Linked DNA regions of Homo sapiens: region 1 is linked to region 2. The links are chromatin loops, found by intact Hi-C in ENCODE. Cell type or tissue: PC-3. All regions are shown on one strand. Each heading gives the region's core, and the rest is flanking DNA. Links, peaks and the distances in the headings are about the cores only.

What was found. Peaks named below come from ENCODE experiments on the same cell type or tissue, not always from the same donor. Only the 100,000 strongest peaks of a DNase experiment are listed, where the experiment ranks them.
Region 1: it touches region 2 in a loop (13-fold over the local background); 1 of 110 quality-filtered maps calls a loop at or near these places.

Annotation. Positions count from the first base shown.
Region 1 is chr7:85,716,251-85,725,273 of GRCh38, reverse strand. No RefSeq gene overlaps it. Among named protein-coding and RNA genes, the nearest start is that of LINC00972, 300 kb to the right of the region's middle. In PC-3, for the core only: no CTCF peak of the experiment used is centred there; DNase peaks (open chromatin) are centred at 4,833 and 5,003; H3K4me3 peaks cover 1,006 bases; H3K27ac peaks cover 1,666 bases.
Region 2 is chr7:85,155,737-85,164,759 of GRCh38, reverse strand. All of the region lies in intron 1 of SEMA3D (semaphorin 3D), which reads left to right. Among named protein-coding and RNA genes, the nearest start is that of SEMA3D, 27 kb to the left of the region's middle. In PC-3, for the core only: no CTCF peak of the experiment used is centred there; a DNase peak (open chromatin) is centred at 4,339; H3K4me3 peaks cover 929 bases; H3K27ac peaks cover 1,630 bases.

The DNA.
Region 1 (9,023 bases), core at 406-8,405, 560 kb before region 2:
GAAAGTACTTTTGACACAAAATGCTCCGTATTGATTTCCAGGATTCTGTTGTGGCCTTTCTTCAGCAGATTCCCGCTAGACTTAACAGGAAAACCACTTTGATACATAATTCAATGGAAACCCCAATATAACTTTTCAAATTTACAACTGACAACTGGGGAGATGAAGAATGACATTCCATCTTTCTTCCTGGAATTTCAAGCACAATGAATAAAATTTTTCAGTCTAAAGTGCATATTCTGCATCAGTAGCCATATCACTGGGAGAAACAAACCAAGAATGATCCAAGCATTTTCCCCCCACCATTACCCCTTTTTACTTATTATTATTATTATTATTATTATTATTGTGTTATATGTATTTTTTCTTTTATAGATTTAGAGGATAGAAGTGCAGTTTTGATACACGCATTTACTGCGTAGTGGTAAAGATTCAGCTTCTAGATTAATCATCACTAAAATAGTGTACATTGTCTCATTAGGTAATTTCTCATCCCTCACCTACCCTCTCACTTTTCCAAGTCTCCAATGTTTATTTTTCCACTCTCTATGTCCCTCAGATAATAAAAGAATCAGGGTATAGGTACAGCTAGTATTGACTTTTCATCACATTCTCCACCCCAAAAGAAAATATTCCTTCTGGATATTAAGATTAAGCCCTTTTGTGTCACAAAAGGTAGTATGATGATGTTTCTTGAAGCAATTTTTAGTCTCAATCTAATGTGACTTGATTTGATACTTTATTTTGAAGTAAAAACAAATAAACCAACAACAACAACAACAAAATATGTTTTTCAGGCATATTTTCATGACATTTAGTTAAGGATTTCCCTTAAAAAATCATAATTTACCTTCACAAAAGGATTTAGACACCATTTCTTTAGTAAAATGCACAAATCACTATTCCCAAAGCAGCACAGCTGTAAATTTTATAATGCCTGTATTCCTAAAATTCCAAAATACCTAATTACAACAAAATGCTATATTTTTATGATCTTATAGTATTACTCCAATTTACACATTTAATAAAATTTATTCAAATCTTGATTACTCTGAAATGTGTAAAAAAAACTTTGTAGCTTCTCTGGGGACTGCTGATAACTTCATTACAACTTTTTACCTGAGATAAAATGAAATCTGGGAGAGATTTATATTGATTATTCCTTAAGTTTGCTTGATAAACTTCTCAATTCTAAAATAACTGAACCTATTTCATGATTAAGAAGGATATCAGGGTTATGACGTGTCAATTATTCGATTGTTTTATATTTTTGAAAATAAAATGTTTACAAAGAAAATTATTTCAAAACATGTTAAGTAGTGTTATTTGCTAACAGTCTCCTTAGTTTAATCTGGTGCTTATGTTGAAATATATACTAAGAATGTATTATATATTTATGTATGCATTATAATACACAACATCTATAATAGATACATATTTTGTAACATAAACATACATATATGTTTATAAACATAAATATATGTATATACAATACATGTTTTGAACCACTCACCAATGGTTCAAAAATGCAAGGATCTTTGATAATTGGTTACACTTTTAGGCTATGGAGATGTAATTAATTACAGGTTGGAGCTGATGTCACACACTTTGATATGTTTCACTTTCCATTTTTTGATCAGTTAACTGTAGCTTTAAAAATATGAAATCAGAGACACTTAAAATTTTTCCTTTTACTGCACTTTCCAATTTACAGAGAAAAATTAATCCAACTCAAGTCACAGTTCATGAGGGTGCTTTAAATAAAAGAAGAAAAAGGGTTTATATTGTTTGGAAATGTCATAGAAATTTTATGTCCAATATTTTATTTTACTTACCAACCTTAGTCCAACACAAACTTACTAGAGTCAGGTTAAATCAATGATTTTCAACCAATTGAATTCCAAGTTTGCAAAAACTAAGAACTGACAATAATGAGGATCCTATTTTGCTATCTCCCCCTCCCATATAGGTCCATCAGGGGGAAAGCTGTAAAAATAAATAGTGGTCTGTCCAAAAGACAGAAGCACAAACATGACTGGCTTTGTGGTATTATTTCCTGAATGGCCCAAGTTATGTTTTGAAGAGTATTTTTCTAGGCTAAATTACAGAATCATAGAATCATGAATTTTTAGAAGTAGAGAAAGTTTTAGTGACATTTAGACATTTAGGGTGACATTTAGTAAACATTCCTTTGAATGTTCAAAATAATATGCAAAAGAATGAGTGTAGCTTCCTAAGAACCTTCTGTCCTCGAAGTTGGCTTTCCATACTTATTAGAATGCTGAGTAAAATGTGCCTTATAGCTTCACCATATTGTGTTTTGGCTTAGTGATGATAAAGTTGGTTTCTATAGGATTATATTCAAGGAGGTTTGTTTATGGATATAAAAGGGTTTCATTGGCATAGTTATCTAACCATAGAATATAATAGAAACCCAGAAAATATTACCAGGATAAATTTTCAGTTTGTAAGAAGTCATGCTACTAACTAAAATCTGCATCATGTAGCAGGAAATCTTAGCCTAGTTTATCATCTCTAAAGTTAGATTACAGTATATTAAGAGATTACAATTTGGGGCTAAAGTTTATAAGCTATAATTCTGTAATTTATATAGAACCTAGCATTATGCATAGTAGGAAACTAATATTTATATATTTTTTAAAGTTTTAAATATTTTGGGTTGTACCTGTTTCAAAAACAAAACAAAACAAAACAAAACAAAACAAAACAAAATAATCCCTTTAGAGAATCAGAGGGATATCCACAGCTTCCCATTTATTTTATTAAAATTATTAGGGAACACTTAATTATGCTTAAAGTAGATTATCTCATTTAAGTCTCAGAGAAACCAACTTTATAAGTGAGGAGAGGAGACCAGTTAGAGAGATCTAATAATTCATTTCAAAGAAAGGGTAATAATTCTTGGAAAAGTTATTTTAAATAACCAAATATAGCCACTCTAATTCTTGTATCAAAGGGAAAATACTAAACTGAAATATCCCATGTAATTCTAATCAAAGAGGAAAACAAAACAAAATCATTTTTCTCAGATATCTTTCCTTCACCCTTACTCAGGATTTCTTCATATTAAAAAAAGAAAACAACAATATAGAATTCCTTAGAATAAAATCAATGCCTGCAAAGCATGCGTCTTCGAATGGGATTGACTCAGTTCCCCTTCAGTCTACACTCCTCTCAGTCTACCCCTGAGCTTAGTGTATAAGTGGTCATATGATGATAACTCATGGAGAGAGACATGCTTGCACAGTCTGTGGACTCATCTGTGTCCATATATTCCCTGTAATGTTACTTCTTTGTACATTTTCTCTACTCTAATGTTTAACCACACACAGATTTGATACATTATTTCAAAGTGTCTCAACTTTTTACAATTTCTACTCTTTATATGATGAGCTATTGCTTTTCAAACATTCTGTTAAACAGTTACTATTACTCTCTGAAATTCATTTTAGGTAAACTGAGAACCACAAAAACAACTTTTAACTTACAGATCAGCACAATTTTAAGCTAGACTTACCAACAATTCATATTAAAAACCCATTTTCTTTATTTTCTCTTTCATTCAGATTTTTCTCCAATGTTGTGGGAGTTTCTAAAGTCACCGGATACCTTTATCTTTATTAGGTGTCATGGATATTTCATTAGAAAAATTAAGCGCTCTACTGAAAATAAATCAAAATACTGGGTGGGCTTGTGAAGTTCCAAAATTATTTTTAAGTCATATTTAGCTGCCAAAATTGATACAACTTATCCACTTGCATTTCCAAATAAATTTTCGATTATTTGAATATGCCTTTTAAAAGTAGACCAGGACATGACTCCCCTCTACATTTAGCAATTTTTAAGTATTGTGTTCCTTTTGGCTATTTTTTAACTTGGCTGGATAAAAATTGCAGATAACATAGTAGACGATTAGAGAGATGTTAATAACCTAATGTAAAAATTGATTACATCTGAGCCCACTGCTGTTATGGTATGTAAATTCCGTTCTATGCCTTAAGGTTAATGTGGAAATCATGAGCAGTAATCAACAAAAAAGACTCAAATTTTAAGAAGTAATTGTTATATCTCAATATTATATTTAATGAACTATATTTTACTAAGTAAATGCACAACATTCTTAATATGCATTCATTACATCCAATTATCCAATACATCTTGTAAAGGGTTCCATTATAATGGTTATAATGCTTTCATACAAAGAGGGATAAAAGGAAGAAGCAAGAAGAATGTAAAATTTTGTAAGACAAAATTTTGCTTGTTGTTAAAATAACCCTTTATCTCCACTCCAAAATTGTTAGATTTTGTACATTTGCTAACATACTCAATTTTATTTTAGCAACTTTTAACCCTGCTTTCAAAATGCAGCCAAAATAGAGCCTATTTCTTAGCAAAACTCTTTCTGTTTTTTACCCAATAGTGTGACTCACTCTTTCTTCTGTGCTATGTGTGACACAATACACTTTCAGCTGGTAATCACGCCTTGTTGTTTTGTAATTTTAAGTCTTTATATCAGCCTTTCCTCTTAGAATGAATTTGTAAGCAAAAGGTCACTTTTGTCTCACCTTTTCATATTCTTTTCTTGACACTTTTTCTAGAATGCAGAAGATGAACTAGAATATAAGTTTCCACTAACAGAAGCTGCATTAGAACAGGACTTTATAAGTGTTTGTTCATCCATGTGTCATGATTACCTAGATGAGTACCTGGCACACAGGAAACAATAAAAAATATTCATTGTATATATAAGGTTTTACTGAATTAGTCGAGTTAGTTTCCTAACGTATCTAATCATGAAAATCATTATTTGCCTTTGTATTAGTTACTGTGAATTTCATAGTGTATATTTTACCACTTTGACAAGTTTATACCTCAATACACATTTTAGTCATCAAGATAGCAGAAAGAATCATCTGCATGGTGAAATTGTAACCCTGCCTGCCCTTCTGATGCAATTACCATCTAACACATGTGCATTAGAACTTCCAAGCCTGGACCTCTCATCAGAAGCTTTAAGCAAACTGAATCTTAGCACTGAAAATGGGGTGGAAACTTTGCTGTACAGTCTCACTCATGATATTTCTGGCACTCTTTAGGTCATTTCATGCCAAATAATTGCATGAGGCCACATTAGATTTCAGAAATACCGACTCCTGCCAGAAACAGGAAGATAAGTGAAACTCTCACAGGTTAACAATAATTGCAACAACATATTTCCAAGCCCTCTGTTTGCCAGTCTCCCCTTTCCAGTCTTTAATTTTAATTGCTCCATTCACATTGAATTAAATGTGAACTAGTAAAATTTAACTTGTTATTTATTTTTAAAAGCACTGGACTGTGAAAATCAAGAGACCCACATTCATATACCAACTGAATCATTAACAAGCTGTGTGTCTTTGGCAAGTCACCTCTGTTTTCTTATTCTTAGGATCCCAAACTGAGAAAACAGGAGATTGGGTTGTATAATATTTGAAGTCCCTTCAAGCTCTAAAATTCTAAGTTTCTTTCTTTTTTTTTAATTTTTTTTTAATACAGGGTCTTGGTCTGTCACCCAGTCTACAGTGCAGTGGCGGGATCACGGCTCTCTGCAGTCTCCATCCTCCCACTTCGCCCCCGAGTAGCTGGGACCACAGGTGTGTGCCACCATACCATGACAGGCTAATTTATGTTTGTTTGTTTGTTTGTTTGTTTGTTTATTTTTGGCTTGGGGGGACCAAGTCTCGCTCTGTCGCCAGGCTGGCGTGCAGTGGTGCGATCTCAGCTCATTGCAATCTCTACCTCCCGGCTTCAAGCGATTCTCCTGCCTCAGCCTCCCAAGTAGCTGGGACTACAGGCATGAGCCACCACACCCAGATAATTTTTGGATTTTTAGTAGAGATGGGGCTTCATCATGTTGGCCAGGATGGTCTCAATCTCCTGACCTCATGATCTGCCCACCTCGGCCTCCCAAAGCGCTGGGATTATAGGCGCGAGCCACCTTGCCCAGCTGCCATGCTAATTTTTAAAAAATTGTGTAGAGATGGGGTCTCACTACGTTGCCCAGGCTGATATCAACCTCCTGGGCTCAAACAATCCTCCTGCCTTGGCCTCCCAAAGTGCTAGGATTACAGGCCTGAGCCACCAAACTCAGACCAAGATTCTTTTAATTTATCTCCAGACACTGGTATTTCCAAATTTTCATTCATATCATTGTACTTCTTTATATTTCCTTAGTATTGAATACCTTCCACCCTCTCCTTGGCTAAGCCTCCTTCAAATTTTTAACAGGAAACCTCCCCTGATTGCTCATCTTCTCATTGATTTTCCCTCCCTCTGATCTCTTACATCATTCAGTGGGGAGTATAATATAGCCATATTAATATACTATTTTGTCAAATATGTTAGTTTTTAATATTCGACTACAGTTATGCATATATGTTAGTCTTATATTTCTAAGTGGATTGACATCTTCTTATAAGAGAGATAAGAGCTAGCAGCTCTGACATTTAGTAATGTTCCAGGTATTTGTGAACTTTAAAAAAAAAATTAAGAAGCACTTCTGCTTGCTTACTTGATTTTAGAAGAAAAGTTTGTACAATTAATTACACAAATAGGTTTTTTTTTTTGCATAAGATGTTAAACAAGATATGCATACATTTCCCATTCTATTGGTAATGTTGCTGTTTGTAGAGTCTTTCACTCTCTCTGATCCATATATCTTTGATGTTCCTGAGAATCAGTTTTGTCTATGGAGTCAAAAAAGGCCTTTGGTTAGACCTCTGTGTGTGTTCAAGTAGTGGGAAAAGATACCATTCCAGATGATTGACTTCAACAAAAACATTTTCTTGTATGGTCTAAGGAAGAAAACAGAATTATGATTAAATAAAACCAAGTTTTAGTACCAGCTTTGTCAGGAAATCCCTGGGTAACAGAAATAATAAGTTAATATGCCTGTACTCAGTTTTCCTATTACATATATAATCCAATGTTATTCTCCTGATTAGTTTAACAGATCAGATACACATAAAGTGAGAAAATGTTTTAAAAGCTTTGAAATATATAAACAACATACAAATGTTAGGATATTACTATTTTCAGTCTGTTTCTTCTCCATCATCAATTTATGCCTTTCTTATCAATTACATTTATTGGGATTCTGTTTGAATTTGGGAGTAAAACTCCAACAGAAAACTGATACATGAAGCTGGGACTCTTCTTTCTGCAGCAAACTGAAATAGCCAGAAGCAATGGATGTGAAACCCGTCTAAATTGCTAGTGTGGGAAATAACAGATTTACAAAAATATTTTTTTTCTATTTTCTGATAAATTTCCTATGCAAAATATTTTTAGCATAGTATACTTTTTATTTGTGGCACATAAAACATATGACTCTTATACGATGAATAAATTTGCTGAAGATTGTGCCTGGAGATTGAGCCAATAGTTAATTCTTGTTCTTCTTCTTGAGTTCATTGGTGTCACAGGAAACTGTTAAAACATGTTGGGGCCGGGTGCGGTGGCTCACATCTGTAATACCAGCACTTTAGGGGCCGAAACGGGCGGATCACGAGGTCAGGAGATCGAGACCTTCCTGGCTAACACAGTGAAACCCCGTCTCTACTAAAAATACACAAAATTAGCCGGGCGTGGTGGTGGGTGCCTGTAGTCCCAGCTTCTCGGGAGGCTGAGGCAGGAGAATGGCATGAACCTGGGAGGCAGAGCTTGCGGTGAGCCGAGATCACACCACTGCACTCCAGCCTTGGCGACAGAGCAAGACTCCGTCTCAAAAAAAAAAAAAAAAAAAAAAAAAGTTGGAATATTCATTAGTGTGTGTTGCATTAATATTGAAGTTCTCTATTAAGATAAATTAATTTACAAGGAAACACTAAAACATTATGAAAGAAGACTATAATTATACAGTTTTCTGATATTAAATGTCAACAGATAACAAATCAATTGTCTGGGTTTTCTCCTTAGCAACTGTATGATCTCTTCTAATTTGGTCAGTTTTAATAAGTTTTTTTTAACATGGTTAAATTATTATTTCTTTTTATATCCTTTTCCTGCTTTCTTTCGCCTATTAATTACATATATTAAAAGCTACTTTTAATTTACAAAGATACATTTATTATACCATTTAATCTTTAAAATAAATCTATGAGGTAGGTAACATTACTACCTTTATTTAAATAAGACAAAATTAAGTTTTAGAAAGATGAAATAACCCATCTAAGTCCACAGCTGGTTAATGACTAAGTTGATAACAAAATCCAAGTCTTTCTGAATCTGAAGTAGATGCTCTTAACCCTAATCCATTCTATCTTAGTCTCACTACCATTACATGGCTTATTGGTTTTTAATTCCTATTCCCTGAAGAAGTCCATAATCATTTATCTTTAGAAATATTTTGTACATTTAAAATTTACAATTAGAATAAAAAGTTTAACTTTTCTTACTACATTTGCCTTTATATAAATATTTAAGCTATATTACATAATATCTACAAGATATTTTATAATAATAACATAATAGAATGAGCATTTATTATATATCACATAACTATATACAAAACACTTAATGTGTAAGCTAGATTGGTTGATTTTCAATGCAAGACATTTATTTGTTTAAGCAAAATTCTCTTTCATTTAAGGTCATGAGAAACAAGGAAAGACTGAGAAACGGTTACTATCTGGGGAGACTAAGGAGAGATGATGACTAAATGCAGTATGGTATGCTGGACTGGATCATACAACAGAAAAAATGACATTAGTGCATAAACTGATAAAAATCAAATAAGGTCTTCAGTTTAGTTAGCAGAGTCTTACTTTTGACTAAAGCACCATGGTACTCATTCTGCTAGCATTAGGGAAAGCCGAATGGAAAGTGTACTTTCCTTCAACTATCTTTGCAAACATTTAGTAAATTTTAAAGTATTCAAAATAAAAAGTTTAAAGTAAAAAAAGATTTATTGAGTATCAATCTTGTGCTAAACTGTGCTAAGGAGTAGTCAGGAGGGAAAAATC
Region 2 (9,023 bases), core at 386-8,385:
CTACTGTCAACATTATCCAGACAAATCCTAATGTAATATATAAAATGTATTATACAAAATTTGTGTGCCACAAAAGTGGCTGACATTCAGTCTTTCAATAAACTACAACACTGAAAGTTTTCCTCCTGTGTCAAGTCACTTTCTTCACTTCAGCACCAGATGAAGTAATTGGCTTGTCTTTAGAGGCTGTGTTGTATGAAGAAATCCATGCATCTTTAAGCATGAAAATCAAATGCAGCTTGCGGAGATGCTCAGACTATGAGAACTTATAATGACTAAGGGAATCTAATTTTCCTTTCCAAAAAAATATTTTTTAAAGATTTGCAGCTCAAAAATGCTCTCTATCTGCTTAGATTTTAAGAAATTTTGTTATCAAGTTCATAGGAGTTTAGATAAATAAGTATATGTATAGATACATACAGATAGAGATAGGTTTGGGTTAAAACAAACAATAACAACTAGTTTAAATAACTAGTTTAAATCCGTGATAGGTGGTATCATTATACAGTGATATTATGTAGTGACTTAGTTCAAGTTATTATTCAGTGAAGGCTCCCATGTAGCAACGTTATGAAAAGGACATACTTTTGCTCAAATAGACCTTTATTCAAATCCATGCTCTGCTACTGACTGACTGTAAGACCTGAAGCACTCACTACACTTCTCTGAGCATCAACTTTATTGCAAACTAATTAGCATTTTGAAAAGTTTTCCAAAAGAGTCTGAAATAAGATGTGTAGAGTTTATTTCATAGTAAACATTCAAAAAAGATTGGTGATTATTACTTATTATTGATGTTTCCATTTACAAAATAAAAATTTATAACATGAAAATTGAAGCTTTTCTTGTTAGAATGGGAGTCTGTAACTTTACTCAGTTCAAGTTATATTTGAAAGATTGGCAAAAATTACCTTTCCTTACTGTTTCTGAAAAGCATTCAGATACGAAATGCTTGGTTATTTACTTGAATCAGGATTGAAACATTTGGCTGGTTGAAAGCAATTCTGGGAATGAGAATAAGTGAGCCACTTTAAATGATTAAAGCTGGATTTCTGAATTGGGTCTTTCAGAAATAAGGGGCTTCTTTGCCCATTTTCCATGAATTTACATTTTTCATAGTAAATTGTCTTGGATCAGATAAATTTTAAGTAACATCTTTCACTTTATTCATTACTTTAAAAAATTCATCTTTAAATTACCTAGTTATTTCCTACTGTCCTGTTATCCTTTCTGTTGGAGAGTTGATTCTTTTTTTCTTATTTTTCCATCATGCTGATCATTTTTATAGCCTTTTTTTTTCCAGATTCCATTTCTGATCTTTGAAGTATTATAAATCTTTCAAGACTTTGGAAATTAAGATTATGTTTTACTGTTCACTCTGGTGACAAGCACTGTATTCTTTGCTTTATAACAATTTTCTTACTGAATTCTCTTGATTTATTGTGTGGTGGGTGATATTACTTTCTCCTTTTTCAAGTGAAGAAACTGAGGTATAGAGTGATTAAATAACTTGCCCCAATTTCCTCCTACTAAGCTGTCAAGATAGAATGTGGAACCAGGCAGTTTGATTTTAGAGTTTAAGTTCTTCACTGCTGCACAAGCATTGGCTCACTTTCATGGAGAGGCCACTTTCCAAGTGCCTTTTTTTTTCTTTTCTTTGTATTCTGTTTTACTTTCTAATCTTACTGTATATTTTGGATATGTATATACTTCTTTTATATTCTTACTTCACATCCTTGTCTTTCCTTCTCGTTAGCTCACCTCCTTGGATGTCCTCGGCCTCTAAACCTCTGCCTTATGACATTCAGTCGCTGACTCAGTTCCTTTACTTCTGTCTTCCAAGGAGTCTGAACATTTTAAATGTTATTTTCCTTTCAGTCAGTTCCAAGATGATGTTTGCCTCTGCTAAGTGTATTTCCTCTCAGCTACTGGAACCTTCTGTTCTGCAGATTGCTCCTTGGTGCATTTAGGAAGACGTTGTCAAGTTTCTTTTTGTGCATATGCTTGTTTTCAGTTTCTGGAAACTTGACAGAGCTTCCAGTCTTTTTCCACGTTCTTCCTCAGGTTTTCCTCACCCTCCCAGTACACGTTTCCCATATTGTTCTTCCTTCCACTTACTGCTCCACTCCACTGCATCTTTAGAGTGTCCTTTTGTTCTAAATGCTGAAACCTACCTGAAATTTCTGGCTTTTTTTCACTGTGGCATGAGTTGCATTTTAATCAACTATGACATGTCATTCTTAGAAAACAAAGGTCATTCAATGAAAACAAATGGCTATGCATTCTGGAAACTTAAGCTAATAACTTTTGTTATTATTAATTTTTACCTGATCTACGTCACCTGCTTCTTTCATTTTTCTTTCACAATAATTTCACTTTTAATGATTCCCAACAAACTTATGATAAGGGTGTGGTTTTATGCAATAATCACTGTTTTGTTAACTCTGTGTTTACTGATGCTGTGACTTAGTACATGAATTGCGCAGGACATACAGTGCAGTGGAAGGATCACTTGTTGGGCAGTTGGAGGATGCAGGTCTTTGCTGTTGTTAGCCCTTCTTTCTACTTGACTTTGGCTGCTCAGAAACCCCTCTGATTCTTGCTTTGTTACTTGTGAAACAGAGGATGAGGAATATCTAACTCCAAAGCTGAAATTAAGATGAGATTAAAAAAAAAAACACGTTTTACAAATTGGGAACAGCTACGAAACAGGTACAGATTATTATTATATTGACTCTCAAAGCACAGAGATGAGTGTTTATCAGACAAGCAAACACATAAAATGAAAACAAATGGACAGTCTGACTAGAGTGAGAATTTCATTTCTTCAGAGTTTTCTATTGTGCATCAGATGTTTCTTAAAATGCAGAAATCTTCACTTTGAGTTTTAATAAAAATATATTTGTATGCGGCACTGTGAATATTTAAGTTGTAAGATAGTGGATGACATACCTGTTTTGCTAACTCAAATATCATAATCCAAAAATAATACCTGTGTGGGTAGTTCAGTTTCTTCCTATAATGGGTATTACAGAGTGATTCATAGAAAAAAACACAGATTGGCCTATATGTACATGCAACATATGGTTAAGTAAGTCCCACCTAAGAATTGTTTGCTTCCTTCTGTGAAGAGCCATCTCACTCCTACGTGAATGGTAGTTGTTTTCCTCTCTTCCTGCTTCTTGCAACTCTCCCCGCCTACTCCACCCGCAACCATCCTCAGTTCCAGCCCTGTCTTCTTTGCCCCTCCAGAGGCCATGGGTGCCTGGGTTTTTCATACCCTGCAAAGTTACAGCAGGGGAGGGAGGAACAATTTTATGATTAAAACATTATAAAATATTTATGATTTATTTCTGTATCTATCTATATGTTATTTATATATTTTATATTTACCCCTATTGCTAATTATGTGAGTGATTCATTCACATTTTAATATTTTAAAATATTAATTTGCAAACCAACACAAAGAATCACTGTAAGCCATGTTAAAAGGACCAATTATTTGATTTTATTTAGTTCCCTTCTGGAAACTGCTGAATTAATTTACTATTTCAGGTGAAGACTAGTGTAACAACAAAACATGGAAGATAAAGCTAAAATTTTTAGTCCCTTTGGAAATTGAGTTTGAATTATTATTAATTTTCTGATATTTCCTTATTTTATGTTGATTGTGTTGTCTTCCAGAATCATGGTCACCCTCTGTGTGGTCAAGTTGCCTGTATTTTATTTACATTGTCCGACTGATGTTATCCATTCCCCTCCTCCATACGTGCAAGTAGTCATTGCTTGCATTTTTATACTTCACTTCCTAATTTTAGGGTTGACTTCTTTTCTGCTTCATTGCAATTATTCTTCATAAACCTCTTCTCCTAGTAAAAAATTAAATAATACTTTCTTCCCCCAGAGTTTTGATATCTTTTACTGGTTTGCAGAGAGGTACTTTGTCTATCAACTTGTTGCTCATCCAAGTTGAGCTTCTTTAGTGCTTTAATCTTCCATCAGAAATCATCTTTCTTTGTATCTTAATCATTTTTCCATCATGTCTCTGAACTCCTTCCAGCTTCCCTGCACCTTTTGGATAATGAGAAGCCTGGGTCTGAACACCAGGTGCAGTCCCACCAGTCCTGTTTAGGAGGGTCCCATTACCTCCTGTGCTGCTATGATGTTTTCTTGTTCCCCAAGGTTCTCATTAGAATGATGATGCGTGTTTCTACAGGCAGAGAGTCAGGCAAACCGCATCGCCCCCATTTGCCTAAGCTGCCTTCTGGCTAATTCTTTTTCCATCGTGGAAATCTCAGTTTCAATTTCTCTCTCTCTTTCACTATGACTCTGTCTCTCTTGTTCTTTATAGTATTTATTTTACTCATTCTGCCTGACTCAGATCTTATTCATGTGTTTATTGACTTCCTTATTTTTTTTTCTATATTTCATCAGACCCATTATCTTCCCAGTCCTATACTTTCATGCTGGGTTGATAGTAATCTCTGTCATTCTGACTGCATGTTCATCCATCTCTTAACCATATCAATTTCGTTCACACTTCAATGGTAAAAAAAACACGTATTTACTTGTATTTATATAATGCCTTACCTTTTTGTTTTCTATCAGATCAATAAGTAGCTTGACATTATCCTGTTAGGCTTGAAAACTCAATTTTATCAAAGTGGAATTGAGATATATATTATTTTCAGTATTACTGTTTGCAGTTCAATAAAATAACAGTTCAGTTTTTAATCCACAAATGATATAGTTCATGGAGAGATGTGGTAGATATGATACCTCTGGAGTAGTTACCGTAGAACTTATGGCTTGTGTTTCTTGAACACTAGTTGGTCATTCTCTCTTCCTTCACTTCCTTCTTTCCTATCTTTCTTGCTTCCTTCCTCCAGTCATATAATGGTTACTGAAATCCTACTATCTGCAGGACAGTGTGAAGGAAAGAGTATGCACTGGTATTAGATAGCCTGCTGTCAAAGTGAATAGCTCTGCAGCTACATCAAATCATTTACATTCTGTCACTGTGTTCTCACCCATAACTGGAGTGGAGTTCAGCACTACGATGATTAAGTGAGAATAAGACATCATTTTATTCACAAATTAGAAGCCTAGTTAGAGATAAAGCCATAATAAATTTTTGGATAATATTGAGAAGAACCTTGACCACTTGAAAAGTTTGTCTTTCTTGTTTATAAAACAACACATGGCTCCCCATTGCCTACCAAATCAATTGCATCAAAACACCTTCAGAGTACACATGTGGTTTGTATATGACCAGAGGATGGAAGTGACAGAAGATGGAAAATAATGTAATGGTTCATGAATTAGGTAATAAAGACAGATGAGGACTAGAGTTAGAGGAAAATTTGAGTCTGGCACTTTAGATTTGGGAACCAATTTTAAAGTCAATGACTGTTAAAAAGGGGTAGATTCTGTCCTACCACCTGGAGTGTTTTCATGATTAATCCAGATTCCTTATCACCCCTCTTTGACTTGCTGCAATGAAAAATTTGAAGATGATGGCCTGGAAACTGCAATTTAACACCCTCCTCTACCCTTACTGACAGTTGATTTATGTGTTTATACTAGGTTACAAATTTTTAGCTGAAAGTGCAGCCAGTCATTGTCAAAATAAGAGAATATCAGGGTCTAAGATAAGTATGAGGAAAAAACAGACGAAAGGGGTTGAGGAACTAAAGGTGTTGGGTCCCACCAGTAGCTGAGGTGATGGTAAAGAGAGTGATGTGGGTAACAAAGCAGTTAGACACAATAGACACAGTCAGTGAGAAGGGGAGAAATAAGTCACAATGAGGAATTTGTGGAAAGGGCCAGAAATTCTGAGTTTCTGATCTTAGTGAAACAGAAAAAATTCTGATGATATATCAGGTGAAATTCACCTCTGATATTTCATGTATGTTCTTTTCTATTTTCCCTAAGTGTTGGCTGGTCTGAGAAATAAAGGGACAGAGTACAAAAGACAGAAATTTTAAAGCTGAGTGTCCAGAGGAGACATCACATGTGGGCAGGTTCCGTGATGCCCCGCAAGCCGCAAAACCAGCAAGTTTTTATTAGTGATTTTCAAAAGGGGAGGGATTGTACGAATAGGGTGTGAGTCACAGAGATCACATGTGTCACAAGGTAATAAGATATCACAAGGTAAACAGAGTCAGGGTGAGATCACAGGACCACAGGACCAGGGCAAAATTAAAATTGCTAATGAAGTTTCAGGCAGGCATTGTCATTGATAACATCTTATCAGGAACTAGAGTTTGAGAGCAGACAATCGGTCTGACCAAAATTTATTAGGCAGGAATTTCCTCGTCCTAATAAGCCTAGGAGCGCTACAGGAGACCGGGGCTTATTTCATTCCACAGCTATGATCATAAAAGACAGCCGTCCCCAAAGCGGCCATTTTCGAGGCCTCCCCTCAGGGATGCATTCTCTTTCTCAGGGATGTTCCTTGCTGAGAAAAAGAATTCAGCAATATTTCTCCTATTTGCTTTTGAAAGAAGAGAAATATGGCTCTGTTCTGCCCAGATCACTGGCAGTCAGAGTTTAAGGTTATCTCTCTTGTTCCCTGAACACTGCTGTTATCCTGTTCTTTTTTCAAGGTGCCCAGATTTCATATTGTTCAAACACACATGCTTTACAAACAATTTGTGCAGTTAACGCAATAATCACACGGTCCTGAGGTGACATACATCCTCCTCAGCTTGCGAAGATGATAGGATTAAGAGATTAAAGTAAAGATAGGCATAGGAAATCACAAGGGTATTGATTGGGGAAGTGATAAATGTCCATGAAATCTTCACAATTTATGTTCAGAGACTGCAGTAAAGACAAGCGTAAGAAATTATAAAAGTATTAATTTGGGGAACTAATAAATGTCCATGAAATCTTCACAATTTATGTTCTTCTGCCATGACTTCAGCCGGTCCCTACGTTCAGGGTCCCTGAATTCCTGCAATAATGATACTAATCCATGTGCTTTGGGCGACTGAAGTGAAAACGTGAAGACTGTTGGGTGTTGTTGAGGAGAAGAGCTACACCTCTGCCCAGCAGAGCCTTTGTTGGCTTGTTTTGTTTTGCTTTGTTCTCCCCAAACAATGTTGATGTATGTACGGCATAAACTGATGCAATTTATTTACTTATAAGCCTTGCAAAATACAAGTAACAAGAGAAATATGAGATCATATTGGGACATGGTGCGAAAAGCTCAGACATCAGAGTATTATAGGGAGCACATTTTAGACAGTATACATAAAGTGTAGGCAAGGGTCAAACTGTGAAGAAAAGACACATAAAATGTACAATGGGGAGCTGGTTAAGCATACCAAATTGTCAACTTATAAAAGCATCTTTCCAGGAATTTAGTCTCACTTGGAGAAACAAAAATCTTTTGGTTAATATTTTGAATATAACCAGAATCTTTCATACATGTTATTTTTATTATACTATGCTAATATTTTAACATTGATATCAAAACTGTTACCATATTTGATATTGTTAACATAATTTATTTATTAACTGCCACATTTTTAGTATTGACTTTCTTTATCCATCTAAGCAAATAAGGATGAAATTTTATTATTACAAAAACAAGAAATAGAATAAAACCCTAGGTCTATTTTTTTTTAAACAGACTAAAAAGGTAGGCTGTGCCAGAAACAGTGAGACATTCTGTATTTCAAAGTGCCATTTATTCCTGAAGCACGTCAGACTCTGCACAGTGACCTTCTGTGTTTATCTTTATAAAGAGTAGAGTAAACCATTATGCAAACACACTTCCATTTGGGCACTGTAGTGCCAAGTGTTAATGGCATCATTATTCCAAACAAAGCATGTTTAGAACCATTACTTTTTGTTTTATTTTTCTTGTGGGGATTTCCATAAACTGTCTGTGGGCTATAAGATATTTGCATGATATAACTATTTTCTTCTTACTGTCTGTTATGCTAATGGTATTTTGTGGTGTTTTTGGTAAACAGGTTGATTTACTTCATAAAGAGCCTGTTTAAAAGATTACTTTTTAATCTGTGTCAGCTCTCTTTCTTTGTGTGTCCTCTGTATTTCATGAATATAAATGGCCTATTGATGATGACTTGGGTGGAAAATGTAAGCAACTCATAAGGAGATGAAATTTGCTCATAAATTAGGATAAATTCTTAAAATTTTTCAATACCAAATTAAAATGTAGTTAAGACCATAGGTCTTAAAGCGATATTATTTTTCTGAAATGTGATTTTTATAACTTTATACTCTGGAAAATTCGATTATTCCTTTAAGTTGGAAGAATCAAGCTCTAGAATTCTAGGCAATACATTGAAGTTGGAGATTGCTTTATTATCTTAAGAATCACTTGTGGCCAGGTGTGGTGGCTCACGCCTGTAATCCCAGCACTTTGGAAGGCCGAAGGGGTGGATCATGAGTTCAGGAGATAGAGACCATCCTAGCCAATGTGGTGAAACCCCATCTCTACTGAAAATACAAAAGTTAGCCAGGTGTGGTGGCACGCGCTTGTAGTCCCAGCTACTCAGGAGGCTGAGGCCAGAGAATCACTTGAACCCAGGAGGTGGAGGTTGCAGTGAGCCGAGATCTTGCCACTGCACCCTAGCCTGGGTGACAGAGCGAGACTCCATCTCAAAAAAAAAAAAAAAAAAATCACTTATATTGCAGCATAATGCAAGATAAATTAAAACATTATTTTGTCTACATTTCTAAGCTAATATGTATATATGTAACAAATAGGTGATAAAACTAACAATTATCAGAAGAAAAATGAAAATAATTAATAATTGGATAGGCCAGTGCACATTTGGAATTAAAAGCACATCAGCTAAAATAAAGGGAATTGTGTAAGTGTGACATAAGTCATATTGTTCATTCATATTTTCAAGAGCTCGGCATTTAATTGTTGTTGACTGAGGTGCCACAACTTCATGAGATATCAAGGGCTCATTACTTGTTGCTCTATGATAAATGCAAATATTATCTCTGGCAATATTAAATGTTTTATAATTTGCATT